Linked DNA regions of Mus musculus: regions 2 and 3 are each linked to region 1. The links are chromatin loops, found by intact Hi-C in ENCODE. Cell type or tissue: heart. All regions are shown on one strand.

What was found. Hi-C counts contacts between places; a loop is a spot of excess contacts. Peaks named below come from ENCODE experiments on the same cell type or tissue, not always from the same donor. Only the 100,000 strongest peaks of a DNase experiment are listed, where the experiment ranks them.
Region 2: it touches region 1 in a loop (2.9-fold over the local background); 11 of 42 quality-filtered maps call a loop at or near these places.
Region 3: it touches region 1 in a loop (2.1-fold over the local background); 2 of 42 quality-filtered maps call a loop at or near these places.

The regions. Positions count from the first base shown.
Region 1 is chr9:68,649,356-68,657,355 of GRCm38, reverse strand. It overlaps Rora (RAR-related orphan receptor alpha), which reads right to left and starts at 3,570. Exons shown (of 11, transcript NM_013646.2): 1 at 3,384-3,570. The coding sequence starts at 3,549. Gm31325 (a long non-coding RNA gene) reads left to right here and starts at 3,565. Exons shown (of 2, transcript XR_379584.1): 1 at 3,565-3,631; 2 at 3,948-4,289. In heart, CTCF peaks have their summits at 2,591, 3,507 and 3,727; DNase peaks (open chromatin) are centred at 1,065, 1,905, 3,625, 3,825 and 1 weaker place; H3K4me3 peaks cover 3,035 bases; H3K27ac peaks cover 2,289 bases; H3K27me3 peaks cover 749 bases.
Region 2 is chr9:68,011,848-68,019,847 of GRCm38, reverse strand. It overlaps Gm20745 (predicted gene, 20745), which reads left to right. Exons shown (of 3, transcript NR_045745.1): 3 at 1-1,884. Among named protein-coding and RNA genes, the nearest start is that of Gm20745, 9.9 kb to the left of the region's middle. In heart, CTCF peaks have their summits at 3,147 and 4,589 (motif pointing left); DNase peaks (open chromatin) are centred at 3,077 and 4,687; H3K27me3 peaks cover 1,492 bases.
Region 3 is chr9:69,293,287-69,301,286 of GRCm38, reverse strand. The region is part of intron 2 of Rora (RAR-related orphan receptor alpha); the gene reads right to left. It overlaps Gm46153 (a long non-coding RNA gene), which reads left to right. Exons shown (of 2, transcript XR_001779364.2): 2 at 632-867. Among named protein-coding and RNA genes, the nearest start is that of Gm46153, 8.3 kb to the left of the region's middle. In heart, a CTCF peak has its summit at 4,688 (motif pointing right); a DNase peak (open chromatin) is centred at 4,676; H3K27me3 peaks cover 483 bases.

The sequences.
Region 1 (8,000 bases):
AGCCCCTGAAAGCCACGTAAAATTAAAGATTCACGGTGGGTTTTTTCCTTTCATTTTTACCCATCATGTTGGTTCTTGCCTGTCTTTTATTTTCTTCCGCCTCTTTCACAGTGCTGTAAAGACAGGGCAGAGTGAAACCAGCTGTCATTAATACTTTCTAGAAAATCGAAGGGTTTCATTAAGACTGCTACCATTCCCTTGGAGTTGTAAGGAGCACAGGAAGATAAGCTTCCAGATTATGAAAGCACACATCTGATTTGGAAAGCCCAGGCACTGAAGGCCTCTAATCCGTTTCATACTTAGATTCCTAGGACGTAGGAATGTAGCAATAGCCTCAAATCTACCCTGGTAATATCTCATGAGGTCACATCAATGTCATGAGAATTACACCCTCCATCCCTATAGACTCCAAGCATCTGCCGGCTGCAAACAAGCCCTCAAAGCCCCTTGGAAAACGCCTCCCCGAGTCAGGAAGCTTCCCAATTCACCCAGAACCTTCACTCACCTTCCAGGAGGTGGCACAGGCTAATTGTGAGGTGGTGGTGTTTGCTTTGCGCTTTGAGCCTGTGCTTTTATGTTTTAAGTATTTAAGAGGCATAATCACCTAGTGTGTAGGTTAATTTCTTTCTGATATTGTAATTTATGCAACATTAATATGGGATGCCAGCTCCAATTTTCTTATGCTTACACTCCAGGAGCCGAGTTGAATATTCTGCCAACTCCATTACATCATCTAAAAACCCAAACATTTCCCATTTGCACAGCACTCACAACTACCCAGCATACTTACATAGTCTCTCTTTTTCTCCCAGATGCTCTCTCTCTCTCTCTCTCTCTCACTCTCTCTCTCTCTCTCTCTCTCTCTCTCTCTCACACACACACACACACACCAAGATTGGCAACCCTGAGAAGTAGATACTACATCTGAGGTCAAGGTCTGCAACTGCAAGTAGTTCCTGGAAGATATTACTATTGCTGTGTTGGCTAAAGGATGCCTCCATGTCTGACCTTCCTTTTTTCCATTCAGACTGTTATGTAACCTAGTGCCTGCGTGCCGGATGTGAGTGGAGTGTCTGGGCCTTCCTTCCCCCCTTCCCATTAAATCTCCTTGGAGAAACAGACAACAGACAGGTTTCTTCAAAGAATGGGGGTGGGGGCTCTAGGGGGTAGAGGGATATGGGTCAGCAGGCCATCCTGGAAGGTGCACATTGCTTCTATTTTTGTTCCTTGGATCTTTGGGGAGGCCGGGGGGGGTACCAAATTCCCCGGCTTTATATAATTTGCGAGTTACAGATTTGTAGTTGGTTCTGCAGCCTGCCACCCCATCTATTGCAAGAACACACCTGGCAGAAATGACACCTGAAGATGTTAATAAAGCAGGGGAGGTGGGGAGGGGCTAGAGAAAGAAGAAAGGCACAAACTAGAAATCAGAGCCACTTACTAGACACTGTGCACCCCTTCTTTTAAAAAAAAAAAAAAAAGCCTCCAAACACATGAAGGGGATTTTCTCCAGCGTTTCTGATTAACCCTGTTACATAACCCGCTCGCATTCCAAATCTCGGGCTCTAAATAGACTCCTTGCAGCCAAAAGCTCTGCACAAACTCGCAGAACTGGTGGTCCGTTGCGGCCGCCCCCCACCCGAAGCCTTCACACACACCCCTTTCCTTTCGTCCCGGTCCTTGTCGCCCCCATTCCCCTGATTCAAACAGAGCCTCGACACACTCTTCGGAAATCGCCTTTAATTAAATGGTACCCCACCACCACCACCAGCAGCAGCATATGTCATCCGGATGGCTTTTACTGTACTTGAATTCCGTGAATGGGAAAGCTCCCGGACAGGGGGTGTGGCTAAGGTGGGGCGGGAGGGGAGAATACTGTAAAACAGCCAGCACATGATCAGCCATGTTCCTACCTCCAACTAACACATCCAAGAGGAAGGGAGGGGCTCTCGGTCCCCCCTTCGTCTCCCCACAGACCCCATAGCCGCCAAACCTGGCTGGAGAGATCCACTCTGTCCCAAGCCCCTGGGTGGCTCGCAGGAGCCTGCTTCCTCCGGAGTGACAGGCGTGATTTATACATTATTTACAACAGTAATTAAAGCTGCAGCTTCCTCCTGCTCTTTGCAAACTCCAGGAGCATTCAAATAAATAATCCCCCACCCCCGAAGGAGGGGGTGGGGATCCCACAGCAGCTTCTGACACCTTTAAGAAAGAAGTCAGCTCCCCCCACCCGCGCTCCCCCGGTTAGACCACTTTTGGAAAACGACCGGAGAGGAGCAAGCACCCTTGTCTCCCCAGGTCCTCTCTTTCACACACTCCAGACACCAACACAAAATGAACCAAAGGCCCAGGAAGGGCTGCCTCCTTAGCCCTGGCCAACCAGCACTCAACTCCGATCAACCCCAGGTTCCGGCAGAAACGCTGGGCATCGCGGCGAGCGGAGGATTCCCAGAGCAGAAATAAGTTTGGGTGCTTTTCTCGGCTTTCTCTCTCGGCTTGTTTGCCTCGCAGCCGCTCCCTCCAATCGCGCGTGGAGCGCCCCACTCCACCATTGCCCTCCCTCCGCGCGCTGCACACGCCCCCTGCCAGCCTCCTCTAGGACTGCGGGCTCCGAACCCACGGCTACAAAGTTGCGCTTCTTCCTTTTGCCCGGCGGGGAAAATCAACTCCACAACATCCCGCGCGCTGGGACCCGGATCTCTCTGCCTTGTCCTCCAAGCCTACCCCCAAGAGCTGCAGAAGAGAAGCTGCCCGCGTCGCCCCCCTTCCGCCCCCTGAGACTTCTAGGTCTCTCACTCCTCCCGAACCTCCAAGCTTTTCCGGGAGAGGGAGGATTCGAACACTTCTCGATTCCTACCGCGGGGTGGTGGGGATGGGTATGAGGGAAACTGTCAAAAGCAGAAAAGGTAACCGAGAAAGCGAGTAGCCACAAACAGACCCCCTCCCCCTTCTTAAAAGGACACTACCGCTTTAAAAGTTTCTTTACCCCCACTCCCCCATCTCGGTTTCTTTTTGGTGGGGGGAATCGTATTTAATTTGGATAGCTCTTCTTTGCAGAAAATAAAACATGCAATCAAGGGGGAGGTGGGGTTGGAGTCGTCTGGCTGTCAACGCTCGGGTCCGTCCCCCATTGCCCTCTCCCGCAAGCCCAGCACTGGCTTGCAAAAGTTTGCAACATTTGTGGGGGGCCGCGGGGGGAGGGGCGGGGGTGCCGGTCGCTCAGGGCACCACGATAGGCTCGCGCGCGCGTGCACCGGTCCCGGGGACCCCGCGTGTCGCCCGCTCCCCGAGCGCGCGCTCCCCCGGGGTGCCTGGTCCCCTCCGGGCTCGGCGCACCGCTCCCGCCGCCCCCCTGCCCGGAGCCTGGTCGCAGCGTCTCCTACCTCGGCTGGAGCTCGCATAGCTCTGCCTGCGCCCCGCGCCCGGTGCCTCGCTCTTGCGGCCCGTGTCCTGGGTCAGCGGGGTCTCCCTGGAGCCCGCGGCCGCCTCCGAGCCGCTGCTGCCCGGTTCGCTGGCGGCGGGGTCGGGGGCTGCCGGAGCTGACTCCATGTTTTTTTTCCCAATGTAGAGATCGGCGGAGATGGCGAGCTCCGAGACTCCCTCTATCTTCTGTTTTCAGAGCGACTCTATGGTACCAAAAAAAAAAAAAAAAAAAAAGGAAAAGGAGACGGGCGAGAGCAGGAGGGACCTAGCCAGGCGAGAGCGCGAGCGAGCGCGCGAGTGGCGGTGGACGCGTGTGCGGCCGAGAGGGGACGTGAGGCGGGTTTGGCCACAGGCAGCGCTAGCGAGAGCGTCTCCAGCCGGCCCCCGCACCCACACTCTCCACCCTCCAGACCCCAGACCGGGAGCTACACAAGGCTGCCAAATTTGGGAGGTGGAGAAGAGGGAGGGAGGAGAAAGATGGGGTGCCTCCTGCGCCCCGATCCTCCCTCTCCTCTTTAACCCAGCTACAGAAAGGATCGGTCGGCGACGTGTGGCTCTGTCTACTTTTGAGATTCCCTCGGGGGCAGTAACTCGGTGTCTCCTATCCGCAGCCAGCTTGGGAGGAGGAGACAAATCCGGTTATCCGCGTTGGGGCACTCGCTGGTAACTGCAGCTCTCTGCAAGCTCGGTCCGAGGCTGGGGAAAACTAAAAGGGAATTAGAAGCTGACTGACAACCCTCTGGAAGGAGGAAGGTGGGAGGACCAGACGACAAACTTGGCGCTTTTTACTTTGGGATGGGACAGTCTGGGGTTTCCAGTCTTAGATATGACTGAGTCTAAAATAAATTTTGTGATTGTAGGATGCATATGTCTAGCCAGTAACTAGTGTTATGGGAAGAGGTCTCTTTCAAGCTCTTTTGCCGTGTTTTTTTTTTTTTTTTTTTTTCCTCCATGAAGGATCCAGAAACTGTTTGGCAGGCCACTATTTTGTGAAGAAAACTTTGGTCAGTTTGGTGAAGGACTTCTGAACCCATGAAAGGGGCCTAGCTGCATCTGAACTCCAGTGTGTCTGCTAGTTTCCTATTCCCACTGGTATTTTTGCTATTAAATGCACAGGCTCATCTACAGCAGACAGACATCCTGGAGAGGTATTAATAACGTCTGGATAATAAAAAAAATCCAGATAATTAACGAGTCTTATCTTTATAAGGCATGATTCTGAGCTTAACTCCCTTTGGAGCACACCCATCTACTAGCTGATACTTAAGGAAAGCTGAGAATTAAGTGCTTACCTCTACCCCAAACTCCAGTAGGAAATATCAGCACTAATAGGCTGGGTGGTGAATATCCTTATGTGAGAGCTGGCTTCTCTGTCTCAATAATGAAGCCACCATTTCCTTTTATTTCTGAAGATGCTAATGAAATCAGTTCATTTTTACACCCCCACCTTCCTTCCAGAAAACCTGAAAAATTTAACAACACAAATATTATTATCTACCAGAAGGTGGCAAAAATAAGTGTGTTTCAGGGGTGTGCGGTGGGGGGAGAATGGGGAGACATTGTACTTTGCTAATTTTCTGGTTTGGAAAATGCTTTTTTTAAAAAAAAAAAAAAGGATAAATCTAGTTAAATAGTTTAAGAAGGCTCCTCCCACACCCCCTGCCAGTTGCTGTTGATTGGTTATGTGGATTGGATTCAAGCACACAGTGATCTTTGCCATGGCCTGTGTATTCACCTGCCTAGCTGTGGCCCATTCTTCCAGATGATCTGGATGGGATGTGAAGGCTTCTAACACCTAAATCTGAGCTCTGCAATGATCCCTGGCCATAGACTATCCGCTGGTGCCTGTACACAGTGCTATAATGGTCTCCTCTATCTCAAATCAGATGGGTGGATTCCCCAGACTCATTTTCTGAGTAGCATCTACTCTCAGGACTTTCTATTGGTTAGCCTGTTGCTGATGTTCTTGCACCATCACATTTGACTTCTCTAAGTCTAAACAAACACTTCAAAGCACACAGCTTAATAGACAACTTCCTCTGGGACAGAAGTCTCAAAATACATCTGCTGGTTGTCTTAGAATATTGTTTTATTTTTTTTATTTTTATTTTAAGTTGTTACTTGAAACAGAGTTACATCACTCTCCTGTTTATTTTTTTACTCCAGCTCCTCCTAGTAACTCCCCCTCCCATTCCCACTCCTACCCCCCCCAAAAAAAGCTCTTGGTCTTTGATTACATTTGTTGCATATATATGCACGTGTGTAAACACAAATAAATATAAATCAAACCTGCTACGTCCGTTTTGAATTGGTGGTGTGTATATGGCTTCAAAGCTGACCACTCTGCATTGAACAACTAATTAAAGATGCTCATCCTGAGAAAGGCTGATTCTACCCCCCCATGTTCATAGTTACCTATAGTTCAAGTCTAGAAACAGGATCTCTTCAACGTTAATATCAATATCAATATTGATATCACTCTGGTTTTATTTATGTTGATTCAATGAGAGACTGTATCACAGCAGAGTCCCTACTCTTCTGGCTCTTCCAATATTTCTGAACTTTCTTCTACCATGTTCCCTGAGCCGTAGAGAGTGGAGCTGTGATGTAGATGTATCCGTTGGGGCCTTGCCTCCCCCATGATCTCTGCCTTGTATCCAGTTGTGGTTTTCTAGGTAGGGCTCCAATTGCTATAAAGAGAAGCTTCTTTGAGGAAGCTGATAGTAGCCACAGCTATCGGTGTTCATAAGGATAAACTGTAGAATGTAGTAATTACACTGTTGTAGCAAAGTGGTGGAGATAGATTCTTGTTGTTCAATAGCTTCCTTGATGGTTCTCCTTCAACCAATTGGATTAGGTCAGTCTAGAAACATCTTCCAGAAAAGAAAGTAAGGCCCTTCAAGCCTTAGTCGAGATAGAGGCAGATCTCTGTGAATTTGAGGCAATCTGGTCTACAAAGTGAGTTCCAGACTAGTGGGGATTACAGAGTGAAACCTTGTTTCAAAACAAAATGAAACACTGAGATAAAGTCTGCTCCCTTTGGAGAAAGATCCCAGAGAAGGGTGGGGGGCAAATTTCTCCTAACTTAACACAGTTGCTGTGTCTGAGTTTAAAACAATCAGAAACTCAAATGTGGTCCCCTAGGGGAAAAATAAAAGTGAGCTAGACACCTTCTTGCCTGTCAATCATTGCTAGTTACTAGAGTGTAAATCACCTGGGTTGGGGAAGCATTTGAAACTGGAAGAACACAGTGAGCAGGTCTATATTCTTTCCCTTCCTGGGGTCCTTTTCTGATTACTAATTAAGACTCTCCAGTTTTCCAGATATTTGGATAGACAGGAACCTCTTTTAGACCCTGCTCATGGAACAAAGGGCAACAATGTTTGCTTTTAAGTGATTTTTTCCCCTTACACTCAGTTCTCTGATAGGCTCTGGCTCAGAAAAGCTGCTCTCTATAGAGGAGATGAGTCTAAATCCATGTTTTGCTTTCCAGTTTCTTCTTCCTCCCCCTGTCCCCATACGGAGTCCAGGACCTCCTCACCAATCCCAGGTCCCCCTCCCTATGGCAATACTACTTAATTCTCTGCTAGGGTAATTACAGAGAACCTCCAAGTTCATTTGGAGTCTTGTCACATTCCAGTCCCTAACTGTCCTCATCCCAGTGCATCTGCTGGGTTCTATAACTCTTGGCTCTGACATCTGCACCTCCTTTTTGTTGTCTTCATTCAATATCAGACATGTTTGCTCCCCACAAACCATTGCAGCAACCTTCCCAATAGCTGGCCTTCAGTCTTCTAACCACTGGAAGCCATTCATTCTAGATAGCACTGCCAAATTAATTACCCTGAACTACAAGCTCTCATTTCCCACCATGTCACTCCCATGCTTACAAGACTTTAATGGCTCCCCATTGCCTATCCAATTAGCTACTAACTAGTCAACAAGGTATTCAAGGCTCTACCTCACTTATCTTGGCACTCCTACACCAAGGATGGAAAGCAGATCTCATCTCAGGTTGCTTGGAAAGGTGTGGGCTGGAATTGATGAATGCTGTCTCCCATGGGCGGAAGGATGGGAAGTGTGACACACATGCGAGTTTGAGTTTGCCAAACTACCTTACATAATCTCTAAAATCCGGGTTCAGTCTTCAGGCCAGGGTGGGCAATGCTGCTTCCTTCTGCCTCCTTAGTGGGTCCACATTACATGTCAATGTCTCTTTTCTCTGAGTGCCTTTCCTGCATCCCTGCTTTCTCTTTTGACTGACATCAAGCTTCAGTTGCATACCACTATTTGGCCTGTCTTGATGATTCTTTGTTCCTCTGCCACAGGATATCTTGGAGTCCAAGCTGGTCCCAAACTCCAGAATGACCTTGAACTTCTAATCCTCCTGTCTCCACTTCCTGAGTGCTGGGATAAATGGTGTATACTGCCACACTGGATTTATTTGGTGTTAGGCACTGAACCCAGAGATTCAGACATGCTAGCCAAGCACTCTGCCAACTGAGCCATATCCCCAGATGGACCCCCTTTTCTTTGTTTACATCAGACCCACCCCCCAACTCTTCTCTTCTGTTAAC
Region 2 (8,000 bases), 640 kb after region 1:
AACAACAAAAGCCTTTAAAAGGAAGGACAGAGAACTTTGTTCCAGTTGCACGGTGTCACTGTGGGGAAAGGATGTGACTAGCAAAGACAGGTACACATCCAAAGCCAGGCTCCCAGCATGCCCTGCACACAGAGGGGACTGTAGGCATGGAAGGATTGCCATTTCGGCACTCACTGGTGAAGGGTCACCTACCCTCTGCTTCTCCAGGAGGCACAAAGCGTCATGGGATAAATGACCTTGCTCAACTACCCTTTCTCTGTCCACTCAGCTCAGCTCCCAGAATGTAGGACGTACTCAGTAAAGCCTGGTGGATACGGACGAGGGTTGGCCGGACATTAGTGAGGATGCTGGGTGTTATGTAACTTAGAGACCCAGAAAATACTGCGCTTTAGATGCAGGGATGAAGCCTCATCTCCGGTCAGTTTCCCCCACTGGCCTGTAAGCTCCTTAAAGGTTCAGCCACACTCAGCTGCTGCTGTCTTGCCCAGATGTTTTGGGTTTGTGGAAGCAGGAGGCCTCTTGCTGACCGTGCCTGGAGAGGAGACCAAGAGGGCTGTCCCTATCAGGAGCTCCCACAGAAGACACAGAGAATGGTCCATAGACATCACAGACCCTCCCAAGAAAATGGCACAGAAGAAGACAGGGATTTCAGCCTTCCTGGCTCTGCTCCAGGACCCAGAGATTTCTTTATTCAAAACTTACAAACTCTGTAAAAAAAAAAAATTAATTCTGTGGCTTAAGATACAGGGATTTCATGCAAGGTGTATCTGCCCTGACAGCGACCTTGTCTGTTCAGCTCCACAGCCACCTCATGGAGACTGAGGAACCTGGGGGTGGGGTAAAGGGATGAGAGTCAGGGAGAGTTAGGGGTACCATGCAGAGCCTACTATGGCAGAGCCAGGGATGAACAAGGAAGATGTCTCTACAGCCTCTATATCAGCCTGACCTCATTCTATCCATGGAGAGGATAGATGTGTCTAAACAAAGCCAACTTCTCATCTGAGTCAAGGGGATTGAATGCAGGGGTCCCTGGGGACCCCTGAGCAGGCTCTGTAGAGCAGACCAGGTCCTGGGGACAACCTGTCTTCACCATGGATGTAGCTTGGACACCCCATCTGGAGCCACTGCCACTGACAGAATTCAGCCAGAGAGCCGGGCATCATTGACTTGGTACTTTGCAGATTATGAGATTGCGGAAGGCCCTGAGAAGTGGACTCACCCACTGGAGGGCCCCTGTCTCTGGGCATCAAGTCAGCCATCTGGGGTAGAGCTGTGGAGTGCTCACAAGGTGCTCCCAGCCGATCTTCATGGAGGCTCCCTGTGTGCATGAGGTTAATCTCAGTCCGATCGGATCTTGAATCAGCTGAGAGACACAATTCTAGACATGTCTGTGGGGCCATTTCTAGGAAAGGATGGGCTGAGAGGAGAAGACTCTTCCCCATGGGACAGAGCAATTTCCAGTGGCAGCCCGGATACAAAGAGGTTAGAGGAAAAGGCGGTATTTCTTACTTGCCTGCCTTCACTTCTAAATAGTGGGTGTGTGCGTCATCTGCTGCGGAAGAAGAGGAGGGGGAGGGGGAGGGGGAGGAGAATAGTAATGATGATGGCCGTGGTGGTGATAGGAGTGCCATCCTTTGCTGACATCAGAACCCAATTTCTTTGTCCTTCCAACATGATCCAAAGACTAGCACCTCCCCAGGAATCCATGCAGCCTGTAGCATGAGATTGGGACTGCTGAGGTGCCCAGCCTCATGCATGGAAGGACCAGAGGGTCTCAGCATCTCTAGTATACAAAAGCTGTTACTGGACCATTTGGCTTTTGTTTGTTTGTTTGTTTGTTTGTTTGTTTGTTTTATGTGAGGCAATCTAGTTAAACTCCTTTGCACAGATATTCATTCAATCAGTTCTGTTCCTCTAGCGAATATTAATACAGTGTGTATCTCAGGCACAGTCTGCCTACAGGTCATGATCCACCAGGCTGTAGAGATGGCATCAATCCCTGGTGGGTCTCAGTTCTCAGCCCTAAAGGGCTTCTGCTGGGCGGGCATCCTTGCTGCTGAAAGCTGGGAAGATCCAAGCGGGGGGAACTAAGCACACAACTCCTCTACACACACCTTTACCAACCAAGTGGGGAACAGCCAGTATAAAGCACAGTTCCAAGAAGGCCTGGCCAATGCTAGCGCCACTAGACGGGACCTGAGCAGGGTGTTCCTCCCTCCAAGCACAAGCATGGACCCGACCTGTGTCTTCATCACTAGACCCCAGACAGCATACAGGAGGATCCCAGGACATTCCCACACCAGAGTTTAGAACACGTGTGCCTTAGTATCCACCAGAGGTGGGAAAGACTGTGTGTGCCTCTGTAGGTCAGATTCCCTCAGTGTTTCCAGTGTGTGAAGACACACAGCAAGAGAACCAGAGGATGCACTGCCCCAGTCAGGTAACCTTTCTGAAGCAGAGGCCATGCCCTTTTCCATCTTTCTCCTATACTCACTTGTCCAGAGCAAGGGTTTCTCCTCGGGCTCAGCACCATGGGACCAGGATGGCATATCTTCCTAGCCCTCTGGACAGGGAGGACTGTGTCTATGTCACTGTCATTCCTAATAGTGTTCCACTGGGATTTATAAAAACAGAATCATCAAAAGCTTTCCTTATTTGACAAATGAATGATACTCATAGTTGTTCATTTCCAACACCTTCTCTGGCCTGCAAGGGTACCCATATGTGCATACCCCTCCCCAAACACACACACACACACACACACACACACACACACACACACACACTGTCATGTAAATATTTTTAAAAGAAAGGGAGGGAGAAAAGGTCACCTAGGGGTGGGAAGAGATGATGGCTGTATAGTTATATATAGAGAGAGATGAGCCTGCCTGGCATCTGCTAATGGGCTTTGTGCTGCATTTGATTTTGACGCCTCAACCATCCTCAGCACAGCCCCTCCAACTTCTTCAGAATCCTACATCCCTTCACCTCCTCACACCAAAACTAAGAGTTCTCACAAACACCAAGTCCCGTGCCAAGTCTCCCTTGCTCCACTCTGCTCCCTTTGAACAGAGCTGAAGGGCCTCCCTGTCCTGAGACGAGATGTCAGCCAGAAACTTAAGTTGCTATGCCATCATGTGGCTGACAGAAGGACAGCAGGCTTGGTACAGGGCTGAAGAGGGGAGACAATAAGGCATCCAGCCAGACATTCTAAAGTCCATCAGAGACATGGGCAACACCTAAAGGGCTCCATTCTGGGTGTTAATTGGACTTGAAAAGCCCTGGACTTAGACATGGAACACAGACATTCAAGGGGGGCTGGTCTTCAATCTCTGGGTGCTTTGTTCTGTAAAACTGTGTGATTAGAAGCCACCCTCCCTCACGTATGCCCAGCACATCCTTCCTCAAAGGGCACCCTCTACCCACCCAGAGCCCTGTTCCATTTTATGAAGAGCACCAGGAGGAAAGGGTGGGGTCTCCTGAGAGCCCCACCTTGGAGCCTGAAGGTCATGGGGTCAGGTTTTCTCTAAAGTCGAACCCAAGTTCCTACTCCAGTAAAGGACTGTGGGAAACAGTCATGAGCCATGCCTCTTGATCAGATGACCCGAGATCAAGTCTTAAGCTTCTGCACTCCCTTGCTCTGGGTCTCATCATCCTTTCTGGGAAATGGGAGAGCCAGAAGTCATAATCCCAGCCTGTGCTCAAAGGCACCAGAAGCAGAGGGCCTCACACGTGCGGAAGCACAATGGGGACATTAGGGTCAGCGGGAATGGGACAGGGCACCTGTTGTGACTGTTTCAATGACAGATGTGATTCACATGGAGCAGTTGTTCAAAGTCAGGGCCCTCAAACCCAGAGCAGGAGATAGAAGAAGGAGCGTGCCTGAGTTAGGGGGAGCAGGACACCTCACGACCACCTTCAGGCTGGAGGAGGAGAGCCTTGTAGAGTGTGACCATCCCTAAAGGCAGTGGCCAGCCAGTTACAATTCAACACCGGGTTCCAGGGACCATCAGCTCTGAGCTGATCAAAGCTCTACCTTCAAATACATACGTTCTTTCTACCATAAAAAAAAAAGTATGTTCTAGGCAGGGTTGACACTTCCCCTTCAGGAAATGTCCCCAAAGCCCTAGCATCTACCATAACTCATCCCCAAAGCACCATTTCAAAAGGAAAAGAGACGGTAATGGGAGAGCTGGTTCCAAAGGCTGGAGGATTACTAGGGGTAGAAGAGTACAGGCAGGAATGCGGCTGTGGGGAGGGCGGGGACCAGAGATGGAAGAGAGGATGCAAAGGAGATCCCATCCAAACTGAGCATGTGTGAAAATGCCTCACGGAAGTGTGCTACTTTGTATCCTACTTTTACAAATAAATTGGGAAAAACAAACACCAAGGTTCTGAACTCAGGTCCCTGCAAAGTAGGGATGCCACAGTCCAGGTTCTTTCCAGCAAGTCTTGAGAGCTACTTCCTGAGGAATCCTGCGTCCCAGGCTGCTACCCAAATCCTCCTGAGATGCCAGGACCTATCCTGTAGGTCCGGGTATCATAGCTTCCTCAGAGAGCACGCACAGTTGGTGGCGTCTGCCCTCTAGTGGAGTATCAGGGAAAGACAGTCCGGAGTGGGCAAAGAGAAGCACCAAACAACGCAGTCTGTGTGGGGTTTCCTTCCAGTTTCCTCTTCTCCTTCCCTTCCCTCGACCCCACACTTCACCCCCGGGCTGTAGGGCCCCTACACAAGGCTACTTCCACGTTGGCTGGTGGTTCAGGCTCGGGAGCTTTGGGCAATGCAGGCCAGGAAATGACCTTGGATGCGTAACAAATTGCAGAAACCCTGGAAATTTTTCTGAGCAGCAGCTCTTTCCAACCTCCAAGAAAAACAATACAGTCTGATGCCTGGGAAGCCTTTCTCCCTTGATGTGTTCCACACGTGGTTCTCCTAGATCCTGGAATTTCCGAGGCTGGGCAGCAAAGTCAGGCAGAGCTTGTTCCAAAAGGATGTCTGAAAACCAAAACAAATAGTGTCTTTTTAAAAGTGTCTCATTTCATCTGCAGAATGCTTGGTCCTTTTAAAATATAAAATCCCTTTTTATTAGTCTCTTTTTAAAAAAATCCATTCTGTGATACATGCAGTGGATTCCAGAAATCACTCGAGAAGATGTGTGTGATCAAGACGGGCTCACACTTGCATGTAGAAGGTGTAGGTTAAGACAGAATTTTTGGAGCCAAAGAGCTAGGTGAGAATCTGAGTTGGATTCAACATCCACTAAAGGGCCAGGCACATCAGCTGCTCAACTGTAATCCCAGCTACGGCAGAAGGCGCTCTAAATCTAGCGGGTCAGTCAGTGTAGCTGAGTCTGTGAGCTCTGGGTTCACTGGGAGGCCCTGTCCCTAAAACTGGGGAGCAGAAACTAAAGGAAGGCCCCAACATCGACCCCTGGTCTCCACATGCACCATGCATGGGCACACACACAAACGAATACACACGCATACACGGGACGGGGTGGAATTTTTTTAAGCAGCATGTGAGGGTTCTTATAAATTGTTTTTAACATGCCTGTTGCAAGTAACTGATCTGGCCTTTTGAATACTGATACAACACAGTAACTTCAATTACAATATTTAAATGTAATTAATAAGAATGCTGGTTCAAATGTCAAAAACCACAAAGAGTACTAGCCCTTAGTTACTAGCACCTAGTGACTAGTTACCCTCTATTTGGTTCATCTGAACGTTAAACCCTGCAATAGACACTGTATACACATAGTCTCATTTAACTCTAAGGACAAACCAGGAATTGTTATTATCATCATCATCATCACTACTAATTACCTTTACTGTTAATCTGATACCCACAGAGTGGCTCAGCTGGGATTCATTGGGGTATGCTGGTCAAATAGGGCTCTAACTCTCCATGCTGCTCTCTTGCCTTCTAGCCAAGTGAGGAGCATACTGGTAAGACTAACCCATTTCTAAAGTACCCCACACCCAATGATGCTGAACAAATAAGGCAAATTGTCATAACAAATAAAATTACTGATCTGAAAGAACCAATTAGAGCAAATATTTAAAAGGAAAGGGATGTGGTGCAAAAAGGGTCACCCAAAGACAGCCTTTGGGAAAGATACCTGGGTCTGGACAAATGTGCACATGAACGTGTGTGTGTGTGTGTGTGTGTGTGTGTGTGTGTGTGTGTAGGTAGGGGGCAGAGATAGATATTTTCCCCTGTTGCATCCACCTCATTTTTGAGAAAGAACCTCTCAGTGGATCTGCAGCTCACCTGATCTCTCCAATCAGCTAGCCAGTGAACCCCCAGGGTCCACTTGTCTCTGCCCCTCCAGACTCCAGGTGCCACAGCTGACTATTTACACAAGGTCTGGGGATTTGAGCACAGGTCCTCATGCAGCAAGCACGTCACCCACTGAGCCATTTCCCATAATCCTACATATGGGATCCCGAAGATCAAACTCAAATTGTGAATAAAATAGTGGCAAGCATTCCCAAGAAGACACAGCACAGTTCTACTTAAAGCACGTTTGACGCACAGACTGGAAAATAAAGATAGATAAATAGATGGTTTCTTTTTTTTTAATTTTTTTTATTAGATACTTTCTTCATTTACATTTCAAATGCTATCCCGAAATTCCTCTATACCCTCTCCCCCCCACCCCCCCCCCGCCCTGCTCCCCTACCCACTCACTCCGACTTCTTAGCTCTGGCATTCCCCTGTACTGGGGTATATAAAGTTTGCAAGACCAAGGGGCCTCTCTTCCCAATGATGGCCAACTACGCCATCTTCTGCTACATATGCAGCTAGAAACACAAGCTCTGGGGGTACTGATTAGTTCATATTGTTGTTCCACCTATAGGATTGCAGACCCCTTCAGCTCCTTGGGTACTTTGTCTAGCTCCTCCATTGGGGGCCCTGTGTCCCATCCAATAGATGACTATGAGCATCCACTTCTGTATTTGCCAGGCACTGGCATAGCCTCACAAGAGAAAGCTATATCAGGGTCGTGTCATCAATGTCTTTCTGGCATATGCAATAGTGTCTGGGTTTGGTGGTTGTATATGGGATGGATCCCCGGGTGGGGCAGTCCTGGAAAGAACCCAGATGCCCCTCAAAGAGGAATGGATACAGAAAATGTGGTACATTTACACAATAGAGTACTACTCAGCTATTAAAAACAATGAATTCATGAAATTCTTAGGCAAATGGATGGATCTGGAGGGTATCATCCTGAGTGAGGTAGCCCAGTCCCAAAAGAACACACATGGTATGCACTCACTGATAAGTGGATATTAGCCCAGAAACTTAGAATATCCAAGATACAATTTGCAAAACACATGAGACACAAGAAGAAGGAAGACCAAAGTGTGGATACTTCGCTCCTTCTTAGAATGGTGAACAAAATACCCATGGAAGGAGTTACAGAGACAAAGTTCGGAGCTAAGATGGAAGGAAAGACCATCCAAATAGATGGTTTCTTAGAAGAAGAAGAAAAAAAAAGGATGACTTCAGGAAGGGGAGGTGGTGGTGGCGAGATGGCTCAGTGATTAAGAGCACTAGCTACTCAGGCAGAGGACCCAGGTTCAGTTCTCAACACCCACGCGGCAGCTCACAACAATCTGCAGCTGCAGTCCCAGGGGATCCAGTATCTTCTTCTGGACTCTGCAGCATCAGGTCCACAAGTGGTGCACAGACGCACATGCAGACACAACACTCATACACATGAGATAAGTAAGTCTTTACAAGAAACAAACTGCCAGGCAGTGGTGGCGCACGCCTTTAATCCCAGCACTTGGGAGGCAGAGGCAGGTAGATCTCTGAGTTCGAGGCCAGCCTGGTCTACAGAGTGAGTTCCGGGACAGCCAGAGCTATACAGAGAAACCCTGTCTCGAAAACAAAAAAAAAAAAACAAAAAAAAAAAAACAAAAAAAAAAAAGAAAGAAAGAAAAAGAAAGAAACAGACTGCTTTGGGTCCTCCTCAGCAATGCATTGGCAC
Region 3 (8,000 bases), 640 kb before region 1:
CTCAAGTTCTTTTGGATTTCTGGCTTCAGATGAAGTAGGGACAGATCTCCATGTTTCCTTCTGGTTCTGTTTGCTGTTGTTGTTTTGTTTGTTTGTTTGTTTGTTTTTAAGCAGGTGGCCCAGGAGGCACAGCATTTCTGCCTGCTAATCACTGGGGAGAAATGGGGGGGTGTACTACATCTCTTAGGGATCTGGGGCTTTAGTGTGCCGTTGGGAATACAATCACGGTGGAATACAGTGGTTTAGGCTGTTTGGTGGTCTTCATTTTTCAGTTAATACCCCACTCCTAGGTTTCAACTCAACCATCAAAAATGGAAAAGGCTTTGGGCTAGAACTTGATAAAGCAGGGCTGTAATTTGCCAGAACTAAGTTTAGGCATATTTGTTAATATTAATGAAAGCCTTCTTGTTTTAAAATGTATTTAAATAGCTGGCATTAGTAATTACCTCTTTCTACCTTAGAATTTTCACTTCCAAAAGGAGCTGGTTAGCCGACTGAAGTATCTTAAGCAGTTATAGTTGGGGACAGGGAGTAAAGAAGTCAGCAGGCTTCTGTGTGCCTTTCCTACATCTTGAACGAGAGACCCCAGCCCACCTTTCAACTGTAACGGAAACATTTTTTTTTCTTATAGAAACATGAACTCTGGAAAAGACCTTGGCAGCTGTCAATCACAACCTTCTAATTTTACAAACAGGGCAAGAAGGCAAGCGAAGAAAACCTGCCAGTTACCATGCAGCAGATCCAGACTAGAGCCCATGCCTTCATCCGCTTCCCTCCACACGCAGGCTGGGGCTTTCCACTCCTCAACACCGTGTGGCAACTGGGGGCCCAGATGACTCATGCATCAAATAAAGGTGTTGAACTTAAGCGATTTCTCAATCAGAATCATCTATGCAGCTTACAATTTACCAGCACATGCGATCCACCAAGGCCATCAGACCAAAATCACCAGAATCTCAAATAGAACACGCACACACAAATACACATATATTGTTTAAAATTTGACTTTTAAGTACATGTCTGTGTGTGTGTGTGTGTGTGTGTGTGTGTGTGTGTGTGTATGTGTGTGGGGGGTATGTGCACATGAGTACAGGAGGCCAGTAGAGCGTGTTGGATTGGGTTGATTGGCCTGGCATGAGCACTGTGACTAAAACTCAGGTCCTCTGTAAGCAGTGTGAAGTTTTAAAAGCTCCAGCTCTCTAATCCCTAAGAGCCTGTATACCTTGAAAGTTCCATCCTGTCTAATATACTGACAATACTGGGTGCTGAGAGACCAGAGAGCCTCTGAGATCCGTTCTAGGCCTGCTGCAGGGCGTTTAGCAAGGTTTGGGGAAAGCCTGTGACTGAGCTCTCTTTTTGCTCATCCACCAAGCCATCCTACTTCTGTCAGACTGGTTGTGCTGCTGGAGTTACCTATATGAAGGCAGCTGGCATGTTTACTCAAACATTACCCACCACAGCATACACTCACCAAGGACACAGACTACATATGTCATGGTCACCACTGTCTGAGTAGCCCACAGCATTGAAGCTGCCCCAAGCAATGGGGTAGGTATATTGCACAACCACCTCCCAGGGCCAGAGTCAGTTGGAGTGTTGTCTGCCTCCACACCACTCAGAGTCCAACTTTACTGGCGTTTCCAGATGAAAACTCACTCTACACAAAAGGCAGGGTGTCTGGTTATTGGAATCAGAGACAGGGTGTCTGGTCATTTGGAGTAGGAGGTAGGATGTCTGGTCATTAACCCCACTCCCCCAGCTTGGCCACTGCAGACACACTGAGAGGATGCTTAGGCCGGAGAAAGGCCCTTTTGTTCATAGGAAGTGCTGAGGAAGAGCTTAGGAGTAGGGAATCTTTACTTTGTTGCTGAAAAAAATAACATTAAATTAAAAAAAAAAAGATAGAAAAGGTAACACAGGAAAGACATTGCTGTTTCCATTAGAGTTGGCTGGACTCTGTGGCCAACTCCCCCACCTGCTCTGGGAGATTCAGTTCCCACATACAGGTCTGGAGTCAATGTTGCAAACAGAGGCCAGAACTCCAGACAGTGTCATTCAGGAAAAGGAGTAGAGAGCTTTGCCATTATCATAAGCGCCCTTATTGGACTGCCTAGACTGCCTCAGGACCCTCTCCTGTTTAGGTCACGTGGGGTTAAGAGATCTGGGGGTAACATTCCACCCACTTCCTCCTTCATGCTAGTGTTTAGCAAGGCCACAGAAAACGATTCCAAGTGTGGCTGTTACTGAAGTGATGACAGAAATCCCTTACATTGGGTTCCCATCTCTATTTCTCTTCAGAGGACCCCGAGGAAGCCTGTGTTTACCCTAAGATCATTCACTGTTGGAGCTTCGCTTTAGACCTCAGTTAGGAGGCCAGAATAGGGCTTTCCAAACTGATCTAACCCTCACGACCATCAAAAGAACTTTTGTGAATACTGACTCATTGGCTTTGGCCCAGATCACCAGAAACAGAACTCTACACAAGATAAATGCCTTCCATGTGATGGCGAGGACTGATGGTCTCTAGGAACCACTGAGGGAGTAGAGCAGCCCACCGCCTACCCCAAAGCTGACAGCTTAGAACACAAGGGTGTAACAATTGAGGCCCAAGGATGCCCGCCTGTATCAGAAACACCCAGGATGCTGATTAAATCCGCCCTCGGGGCCCGACCCAACACTGACTCCACCATGCCATCTCTAGGTGGGACTCAGTAATCTGCCTGTTACAGGCTCCAGTTAGGAGCTTTACTCCAGGTTCAGGAACCAGTCCTAGGATCACTCGTGAAGATATTTTATTGTTAACTCTTTGATTACTTGAAATCAAACCATGTTCACACATAGATATAAGAGTGGGCCTTAACCAATCAATGTTTTGTGGGATCAGATAGTTTTGTGTGTCGCCAAGTGTCTTGGTTTTCCAATGGTATGTACCTCTGAGAAACTACAAACTGGCAAGCCCAAAACCCTCAGCATAGCCCTCTCTGGTTAACTGTGGCTGCCAGCATCTTGGTATTTGAAAAAAAAAAAAAATGCTGATTCACCACCCGAGACACCTGATTGACAGGAAGAGCTTGAATCTGACTATCACAGCATATAGGTGGCACCAGAATGGTCTAGCATACAGGAAACACTCAAGCATCGTCCGAAAGAAATATTTATGTTTGCACTGTGTTCTGTAGAAATCAGAAGTGAGAAATGAAGATAACAATCCGTGACAAAACAAAACAAAAAAAAATATATATATAAAGAAAAGAAATACAAACAGCATGCGGATCACACTTCTGGGTGGTGCACTTTGGAAAAAAAAAAAAAAAACAATTTGCTTCAATAGCTGATCTCAACCTAACCACAAGTCCTCACTTCTTAACCACGACCTTATTTCTAAGATCAAAGGGCCAAAGCAGCAGTTTCTCTGCACCCCCCAACCCCTTTTTGTTGTTGTTTTTGCCTTGTTTTCATGAAAAGTTCAGTTGCTTCTTTCGAGTATCAGCAAGGCCAGAATCATACTCCTTTAAAATCCCAGCGGTATCTTTCATCTTGGTTGGTTGTCTTTGCTATTACAGCTCGGGTCCCAAAGTTCAAGCCATGAAAAAGCCCACTGTACCTCGTGTTCTTACACCTCTGTGGTGTGTCCCCCTGCAACCCCCCAAGAGGCATTTCAGTGGGAAAATCAGTATTTTCAGGATTTAGATGCCTCTGGCTCCTCCACAGAGGTAAGATTGTTTCATGGTTGATACATCAGGCAAAGCCGAATTCAAAGCTCACTAAAGAGCCTAAAACTATTACTCAAATGAGTTCTTTTCTCTGACTCTACATGGAGAGCTTTTATGTGTGTTGTTATTTTCATTTTTCTGTCTGCTTTTGAGCCCTGTCTTTTGTTTTGCAGGCTGGTCTGTGTCAACTTTCCTAGGATAACCTTCAGTTTGCTCCTACCTCATGAGCGCTGGGATTACTGGAGTGCACCACCATGCCTGCTTTATGCAGGACTGGAGCTTGAACACGGGGCCTTCTAAATGTCAGGCAAGCCCTCTACCAAGTGAGCAACACCCTAGCCAATTTCCAGTCGTTTAACCTGTAAACTCTTTCAAGCTCAATCATCCTCTATCATATATACTTTATTTTTGAGACAACCTGAAAGTTTGGGTGAATTAAACCACCCGAGTCTTCAAAACCAAGGAGCTAAACAGTTTCTTCTGATGCCAAAAAGATTATCAGCGGTTATAATTATTTATATCCTCTGTGTGTGTGTGTGTGTGTGTGTGAGAAGGGGGGGGGGGAGAGCGCCTTGATTTGAAAATGAAAAATGTTAGATTTCACTGGCTTTTTTTTTTTTTAAGAAAAAAAAATCAAGGATGGAGAATAGACAAAACAAGGATTTCAATACAGGTTTAGCTGCTCAGGAACCAAATGCCACTCAGATTTAGTACAGACAACAGGGTGCTACGAACAAGCTTTAATAGAACTTGTTCCTTTAAAATGACCTTTCCTTCCTTCCAAGAAAACATTAGAGATTCGTTATCTAATAAGTCATTTCTAATAACTGCACAAGATAATGAATTACACTTTTGAAATTGGTGAAGAATGCCCCACAGCTGTCGAGAAAATATTCACAACCTTTGACCTTTTCCACTAGCCTGATGGGAATTTCATTGGCACTGGCATGGCTGTTGCCTGTCATGAGCAAGTATCCACTAGAGGGCAGCCTCATCTCAGATGTGATACTGCTTTGTGAAAAAACAAAACAAAAAAACAAAACAAAACAAAACAAAAAAAAACACCCAAAACTTATAAGAGCTTGTAATGTTCCTATAATTATTTTTGTGACTTTAATTTTTTTCCTGGGTAGTTTAAATAATCAACATAAGTCAAATAAAGTACCCATAAACTCTTAAGCCCCCGCTTCCACAAATTACAAGGATTACCACTAGGATTGATCCCCAGTCGAGTTATAGAGCCTTCTTTATGTACCTTAATATGTTTGAAACAAAGTTGTTTTGTTTTGTTTTGTTTTGTTAGTCAAGTCAGCCATATCATATTAGGCAGCTGGACCTCACTTTTTGCATCAAAATGTCAAATGTTTCCAGACAAACTGAAGTGTGTTTTTCATTTGAGGAAGAAATTGACCAAGATTGTGAGGTGGCTGAACGGTGAACCTGAGTGAGATGGGAGGCAGAGGGACATCAGAGCTCATGGGTAGGTGTGTGTGTGTGTGTGTGTGTTTGTGTGTGTGTCTTTTCAAATAGCAGTCTTCAGTTGGAAGGATCACATGTGTCCCCTACAGCATGGGAAGGTGGGCTCAGAACCAGAGGGAACTTATGAGAACTAAGCAGACATGTCTGCTTGATATGGGATGGTCTTTCTGATTTAACATGGAATAAGCTACCTCTGGAAATAGTGAACTCTCCAATCACAGGAGGGTTTTCAAGCATAACAGGACATTCGTGTCACCCACTTGCTGACGGGACATAGAATCTGAGTGACTTAAAGTTTCATTCCTTCCCGAGCCTCTGAAAGAACAGCACACCTCCATCCGGTACCCGGAGAGGTTAAGTACCAACCCAGCAAGAAGTGAGCTCCTGCGACTCCTCAAGAAACCTTCTATTTCTGCTGATGTGAGAGACGCCAAGCTTCTCAACACTATGCACTGATGCCCCTTCACTAGCAACACAACCATGCTGACCAGCATTCGACCACATGGAATGGATTAAAATAAAAAGACACACGTGTAAACCTCCTTCTTTGCCTAAAGATAAATGGGACAGGCAGACAAGTATTTGACTGAGTTCTGTGATAATGATGACTCTGTGCAGAGGCCAGCTGCACTTCACGAGGCTGTTCTATGCTATTTAGGAAAGCCAAGCTTGGTTCTCTCCCAGATCTTAATACCAAGCAGGCTTAATGAAAATCATGAAGAGCTATGAGAAGCAAATAAGAATAACCCCATTTGTACCAAATTGATTTTATTAAAGAGTAATTTAAAGATATTAGGCTCAGCAAAGCATTACATAATTGAATCTATTTTTCCCCCCATATAAACGGCAGACTTATCATTTACGCTAACTAGAGGCAAAGTTACGTACAGGGCATTTTTATAGCTTCCTTCGTGGGGTGACAGGGAGATGGTGGGACTCAGTTGCCTGGTCCAGCTCTATGGGGTATCTGCCGAAAGAAATTAGCTATGGCACGAGAGCTGTGTAGCTTCATCTTCTTCAACTCAAATGCATGGGCCCATCGGATGCCACAAACAGGCATATGCGTGAGCCATGAAGTGCACACAGATTGATACCCTGCCCCTATTGGCTTGGGAAATGTCTAGTCAACCTCAGATAAAAGCAGAAACCGAGAAAAGAAAAGTACCGCCCGGAGTCGACTTGGCCTTCCGTTGTACAGCCATGAGAGCAGAGGGTTAAGTTATCCTATCTGAAAACCCGACAGGGGCTAATGTTTCACTTAAAATAGAAAATCTAGAAACAATCTATTTCAAGTGCCTTTCCCCCCGACCCCATATTTCTCATCAGCTAATCTGAGCTCTTATTTAGACCTCTTCTCTAGGCATAGCACTCTGACAGCTTATGGGGAAAGCCTGTCCTGTCCTGTCATCCCCACACTACTGATGGTTTCACAGAGCTCAGGCGCTGAACCTCTCTATCCTCCAGTCCAAAGGCCAGAACAAATGGGAAGGATTCTTGGGGAGTGGCTAGATGGGGGCATAGTTCTGCCTGTCATTCCTCAAAGGACCTGGAAACATTATCAAACATCAGTTTATACTGGATGTGACAGGGGAATGTTTAAAAATTTACTTTAAATCAGAAAAATATAAAGTAAGTGTAGCCGATAGCGTAATGTGTCTAAAGGTTACGGCTTTGAACGATCAAATGTGAAACACACAGACTCAAGCAGCTTTGCTTGGTCTGCAATAAACATTGTAAATATGTAGAAAACAAAAAAAAAATCCATCTTTGACATTTCTTTTGGTGCTAAGGAAAGAAGAAATGAACATATGAATCTAACACTCCATCAACCAAGCTACACCCAGGCCTGCACAAACACCGTCATTACAAAGTATTCTCAGACAACAAATTCCATGAAGGAACTTTATTGATGGTGAAATATTTAGGAAGACTCATTCATCAATGCATCCGTCCACCTACCCGTCCATCCACAAAGTTCACTTTTGCCCAAATAAATGGTCCTTTCTAAATATAATCATCTTAGGAGCCACAGAGTAAGTTACAAAGCTGACGGCTGCTCTCTCAGACGTTTGGCAATGATCTGTTTGCTGACCTTGCCCATTGGTGTTCTGATCTCCATGGCTGGAAGGGAAAACGGGAGAAAGGGGTCTCGAGAACTATGAATCTATTTACAGATATGGCTACTGAACACCAGGAAAAGTCAGGACTTAAATTACAGAGTCTACGTTGGCTTAGATATGTTTTCTACCTGGCTAATGCTTACATCAGAGTGCTCAGCTTGGCTGATGGCAAAACACCCGACAGAAGCGTATTATGACACAATTGAAAAAACAGCATTGAGAGGCTGCCTATGAAAACTGCACCTAAAAACCACCCTGCAGACCAGCACGGCTCTCTTTACATCCATCCACATTCAGTCCTTCTGTCTTTAATTATCTTTAACTATGTTTATTTATTATGTCTTTATGCATGTGGACATGTGCATGCCATGGCACACATCGGGAGGTCAGAGGCCAACCTGTGGGAGTCAGTTCTTTCCTTCCACTCTGTGGTTCCAGGGACAGAACTCAGGTCCTCAGACTGGGCAGCAAGTGCCCTTTCACACACACACACACACACACACACACACACACACACAGTTGGCTCCGCACTGGCAGCCATTTGAGTTTTCGATTTTCAACGTTCAGTCCTCAATTTCTACCAGTCCGATCCATCACCGGTCCCCTAAATGGGACGCAGATCCCTGCCTGGTAAGGGATACCGCAGGAAGGATGTTTAAAATGAGACTAGGAATTGAATCCAAGTTTC